Linked DNA regions of Homo sapiens: region 1 is linked to region 2. Evidence: read pairs that join two places in POLR2A ChIA-PET (ENCODE). Cell type or tissue: A673. All regions are shown on one strand. Links, peaks and the distances in the headings refer to the core of each region. The heading gives the core; the rest is flanking DNA.

Evidence for each region. Peaks named below come from ENCODE experiments on the same cell type or tissue, not always from the same donor. Only the 100,000 strongest peaks of a DNase experiment are listed, where the experiment ranks them.
Region 1: POLR2A ChIA-PET joins it to region 2 with 12 read pairs; 1 of 35 experiments calls an interaction of 5 or more read pairs at or near these places.

The regions. Positions count from the first base shown.
Region 1 is chr9:113,208,205-113,211,112 of GRCh38, reverse strand. The region is part of intron 2 of FKBP15 (FKBP prolyl isomerase family member 15); the gene reads left to right. Among named protein-coding and RNA genes, the nearest start is that of FKBP15, 12 kb to the left of the region's middle. In A673, for the core only: no CTCF peak of the experiment used is centred there; a DNase peak (open chromatin) is centred at 1,322; H3K27ac peaks cover 919 bases.
Region 2 is chr9:113,592,399-113,595,306 of GRCh38, reverse strand. RGS3 (regulator of G protein signaling 3) reads right to left here. Exons shown (of 23, transcript NM_001394167.1): 20 at 776-877; 21 at 327-388. Among named protein-coding and RNA genes, the nearest start is that of RGS3, 130 kb to the right of the region's middle. In A673, for the core only: no CTCF peak of the experiment used is centred there; a DNase peak (open chromatin) is centred at 1,286; H3K4me3 peaks cover 1,566 bases; H3K27ac peaks cover 1,419 bases.

The DNA of each region.
Region 1 (2,908 bases), core at 232-2,731, 380 kb after region 2:
ATATACGTATGTGTGAAAGTGAGTTTATTGAGGAGAACTGACTCACACGATCACAAGGTAAAGCCCCATGATAGGCTGTCTGCAAGTTGAAGAACAAGGAAGCCAGTAGTGGATCAGTCCGAGTCTCAAAACCTCAAAAGTAGGGAAGCCGACAGTGCAGCCTTCAGTCTGTGGCTGCAGGCCTGAGAGCCTCTGGCCAACCGCTAGTGTAAGTCCAAGAGTCCAAAAGCCAAAGAACTTGGAGTCTGATGTTCGACGGCAGAAAGCATCCAGCGCAGGAGAAAGATGAAAGTCGGAAGACTCAGCAAGTCAGCCCCTTCCACCTTCTTCTGCCTGCCTTATACTAGCCACGCTGGCAGTTGATTAGATAGTGCCCAACAAGATTGAGGGTGGGTTTGCCTTTCCCAGTCCACTGACTCAGATGTTAATCTCCTTTGGCAACACCCTCACAGACACACCCAGGAACAATACTTTGTGTACTTCAATCCAATCAAGTTGACACTAAATATTAGCCATCACTTCGGGAGGCCGAGGTGAGCAGATCACGAGGTCAAGAGATCGAGACGATTCTGGCCAACATGGTGAAACCCTGTCTCTACTAAAAGTACAAAAATTAGCTGGGCATGGTGGCGCTTGCCTGTAGTCCCAGCTACTTGGGAGGCTGAGGCAGGAGAATTGCTTGAAGCCGGGAGGCGGAGGTTGCAGTGAGCCAAGATCACGCCACTGCACTCCAGCCTGGCAACAGAGCAAGACTCCGTCTCAAAAAAAAAAAAAAAAAAAGCCATCACAACTGGCACTAGGATTGTGCCTTAACAGGTTAGATGGAAGGGTTAGCAGCCTTCCAAAAGTGACATGCCAGGTTGTGTATCCTTGACCAGTCTGGCTAAGCTCACCCCCAGTGGTGAGTGCTTCTCTAAGATCTGGGATCCTGATTTCTAGCAGCTAGATAGCGTGCGCTTTGTTGGGAACTGATGGAGAGGTTCGAAAGCAAGGCCTTCTGCCCCATATGGACACCGCTCTCCCAAACTCTGTCCAAGGCACTCTAAGTAGGCACTGTCCAGTGTTTTGGTGAGAAGGAAGACCTACTTTTCACTTCTTTTATCTGGACAGGTTAGCTGTAGGCTCCATCCTGAGCCTCCACCCCTCTAGGGCCCCACTCTAAGTCACCTCATTAGCATTGTCAAAAGATACAGTTATAACACATGGAGTTTTAAGATCTTAATTGGCTTTTATTTGAGATTCTAGAATTGGGCAACACTTCATTCTATAAAATGGAATGTTGTGATGAGCTGAGCAGAGGAGGTTGGCTTTATAGGCAGAAAAGTGCTGAAGAAAGCAGAAACAGAACAAAAAACAATTGGTCATTTCAAAGTTACTTTTGTTGTGTAGGTTAAAGCAGAGAAGACTTCCTTCCTTATCATGCTGGCTAAAATTGGATTATACAAAAGATGTTCCTACCACTCTTATCACTCAGGAAATTACAAGGGATTTGGGAGCAGTGTGTCAGGAACCAAGGACAAAGACCAAACATATTTCATATTATACCACAGCCTATAGGCCCTTTACAGAAAATGTTTGCCGATCCCTGCTTTAAATATTACCTATTACTTTAGGCAGTTTTGCTGTAGGTGCTTCTCTTATTCTCCAACTCATAACCTGGCCAGATTTCTAGTAGGCTATGCTTTTATATTTCCTGTGGCACATCTCTTCATCAGCAGTGTGCTTCAGAGTTAAAGTGGTTGAGTTAATGGGAGAAAAAGAAACAACCTTAGTTCCCACCCAATGAAAACACTTGGTTTTTTATTTTTATTTTTTATTGTACTTAATTTTAGAAACAGAGTCTTGCTTTGCTGCCCAGGCTGGAATGTAGTGGCTATTCACAGGTGCCATCACAGTGCACTACGGCCTTGAACTCCTGGCCACTGCACCTGGCTAACTTGATTATTTAAATCAGAAGACAGCAACTATGAGTTTATTACACTTTTAGCAGGGAGCTATAGAAGCAAGATTGCCTATACAGTTTTCTTTAGGCATTTACAAATAAATAAAGTAGCAATACAGAAGTCCCTCTCTGTTCAAGGGAATTTTTTTTTTTTTTTTTTTTTTGAGATGGAGTCTCGCTCTGTCACCCAGGCTGGAGTGCGGTGGCATGATCTCAGCTCATTGCAATCTCTGCCTCCTGTGTTTCAAGTGATTCTCATGCCTCAGCCTCCCAAGTACCTGGGACTCCAGGTGCACCCACCATACCTGGCTAATTTTTGTATTTTTAGTAGAGATGGGGTTTCACCATGTTGGCCAGACTGGTCTCAAACTCCTGACCACAAGTGATCTGCCCACCTCTGTTTCCCAAAGTGCTGGGATTACCTGTGTGAGCCATCTCGTCCAGCCTGAGGAACAGTTGGACAGGATGTAACCAAACCTTAAATTTTTTATACTCCTTTACCCCATAATTCCATTTTAAGGAATTTATTATAAGAAGATAACTGGAAGTACACACAAAAATGTTGCATTTTAATTTATGTGTTTCTGTATTTTCTAAGTTTCCTACAATGCACTTGTACTCTATAATCAGAAAAAAAAGTGTTAATACAGAAAAAATCAAACGAGTTCTTTCAAAATATAAGTTCTTGCATGTCATGTCCGCATCAGTATTATCTCACTACTCTTCCATCACATTCATATAGTGAGTATAAATGTGATTTACTCTTAACATGGTATTTGAAAATGTTAGTGTTACTCTGTAGTCCCTTTTTTTTGTTGTTTTTTTGTTTTTTTTGAGACGGAGTCTCATTCCATCACCCAGGCTGGGGTGCAGTGGTGCGATCTCAGCTCACTGCAACCTCTGCCTCCCAGGCTCAAGCGATTCTTCCTCTTCAGCCTCATGAGTAGCTGGGACTACAGGTGCGCG
Region 2 (2,908 bases), core at 241-2,740:
ATGGCAGGCACATTTGGCGCCGTGAAAGCCCTCAGTACGTAGAAATGTTTATTCTTATTCTGGGAATATGGATCTGAGCACACAGGTCCCACGGGCCTCCGGCAGGCAGTGCCAGCTCACATGGACGGGGAGGGGCTGGCAGAAGCTGGCTCCAAGGCCAGACCAAGGGCCTCAGCTTGGGCTCAGCCCCTCCGCAACAGCAAGGACACCCTGACGGCCGAGGAGAGGGAAGGCGGCCTCTCTAGCACCAGCTACACAGGGTCTGGATGGGGGCGAAGGGGAGAGGGAGAGAGGGCACAGGGAGTGGGCAGGCAGGCCCAACTTACATTTGTGAACCAGCAGCTTCTCCAAGGACTCGCCCCACTTGAGGGCTTCCTCTGAGGTGGGCCTGAGGGGTGAGGGAGGAAACACAGTGAGGGCACTGAGAGGCTTGGGAACCTTGGGGGAAGCTGGGCCAGGCGGCCTTTGTTTACTGCCCTGGGCCCAGTCTGCAGCTGAGCCCAGCTGGGGCGCCCAGGAAGGAGGCCCACCCTCTTTCCCGGGGCCAGGGTCCCTTCCAGCCCCCATCTCCACCCCACCTAGCCTTCCCCCTAGGGCAGCTGCTCCCTGTGAGGGTAGCTGCTTGCCAGGTACCCAGCTCCCTCTGTGAAAGCCTGTCTCCCCCAGAGCTGGATCAAGCCGGCAAGCCCCTTCCCCTCAACCCTACCACTCAGTCCTACTCCCCGGGGAGCCAGTGAGTTCCCCAAAGGGTCCCAGGGTGCCAGGGAGGACCTACTTGAATGACTTCATCATTTTGTCTGCCTTGCCCGCGGGAGGGGCTCCAGGGGACTCATTCCGCCGTCTGAAGATCCCCAGCTTGTTCTTCATGTCCTTGGCTCTGGGGACAGAAGCAGAAAAGAGGGTTGCTCAGCCTGGCCCACTCGCCCCTGCAAATCCAGAGTCGGGAGAGCTGGGTCGAGGGCACCTACTCCTTCATCGTGTGTCGCCTCTGCAGGTTCCCGTTGCGAGTGAGGTACATGCCTCGGAGCATCTCTGTAGGGCCCCCCACCTTGGGGCCGCAGATTGGTCTGTAGGAGGCACCACTCTGGCTCCTGTCCCCCACCCCGCGTCCTGGGCAGCGGGCAGCAACGGTGCAGGCTGCAGCCACACACGCTCTCTGGAATCCTGGCCTGATGACTGGACTCCCAGGCACAAGCCGGGGCTGGGACTCAGACAGGAGGAGCCAGGAAATGGGAGGGACCAGGAGGGGGAGCGGAAAAAAAAATTCCTTCTGGCCAACCCTGAGAGGGAGCCGTGAAAGGGGCATGTGTCTGCAAGGGACAGCCTCTGGGGCCGCCCCGGCAGGAAGCCAGTCCCAGCTATTTGTGACTGGCCTCCTCGTTACCATGGCAGCAGGGAGACAGTGGTGGGGGGTGGGGGACAAGTCAGCAAATTGCTGAAAGGGAAGGAGGGAGCCAGGGGAGGCACTGCCCACCACCGGGGTGGCAGGACTGGCTATTTTTAGCCAAGAACCATTTTTAGCCTTGCCGGTCCCCAAGGAGGCAGCAGAATTCAGCACTGGGTGAAACTGCTGGCAAGAAAGGAGTTAAATGCCTCTTGCTCATGTTCGCCCCTCTTTTCCCTAGACCCCCTGTACAGGGCACCTCCCAGAGAATGGCTCCTGCCAGCCGGCCTCTCAGCCTCAGTCACCTGCATTGGCGACATCCAGTCATGAATATACAGCAGGACCCCAACATCTTAGTAGTTTTAAGCCTGAATAACTTCAGAAGTACAAGTCCTATAAACTTACAAAAACACCATTTTAAAGTTTAATTATTTAATGTTGTGTGCATGGTTTTGTGATTTTCGAATAATAAATGTTTCACTTTAAGTTTTGGTCTCCATCCTCCCAAAGATGGAAAATGCTGACTCAAACCAAAAATGAAAATGAAAAATTGATTATTCAAAAATCACATAACTAAAGACGTGCAAAAGAAATTTAATAATTAAACTTTCAAGGGGGTTTGGTAAGTTTGAAGCATTTATACTTCTGATGCTATTCAAGCTTAAAATGGCACTAAGACCTAGACACCCTGTCTAATGAAGGAGAGTCCTGCAGGGGAGGCTGATCCCAGGCTCTGGAGCTAGTCTTGGGTTCAAATCCCAGCTCCAGCAGTTACCAGCTGTGTGCCCTTTGACACGTTTCCTGATCTCTCAAGTTTCCTATCAAGGTTTTTTCTCTGTCAAGCTGTTTCCTCAAACAGAAGCCAGCAGGCCAGGTCTCCAGGTCCCAACCCCACCACTTTCTTGCCATGTAACTTAGCCTCTTTGCACAGTAGTTTATTCACGTGTAAAATAAGGGTAAGGTCAATAAGAAAGAACAGAACGGAAAATAAAAGTAGTGGTAAAGATTAAATTAGATTACATATGAAATACACACAGAACAGTGCGGGGCATAATAAACATTAATGGTTATTCTTATTATTACCGTAGATGTTCTAAGACTCTTCGTCTAAGCTTTTAAGAGTATGACCTTCAGAGGCCAGGCATGGTGGCTCATGTCTGTAATCCCAGCACTTTGGGAGGCCGAGGCGGGAAGATCACTTGAGGCCAGGAGTTTGAGAACAGCCTGGCCAACATGGCAAAACCCCCATCTCTACTAAAAGTACAAAAAAAATTTGCTGGGTGTGATGGCACACACCTGTAATCGCAGCTACTTGGGAGGCTGAGGGACAAGAACTGCTTGAACTTGGGAGGCGGAGGTTGCAGCAAGCCAAGATCGCACTCCAGCCTGGGTGACAGAAGGAGACTCTGTCTCCAAAAAAAAAAAGTGTGGGCTTCAGGCAATTCAAAAGGCAGCACCTACATTGAAAGGAGGCTAGACAGGGCTGCTCCAGCACCCGGGATGCCTGCCCTCTGCGCCACACAC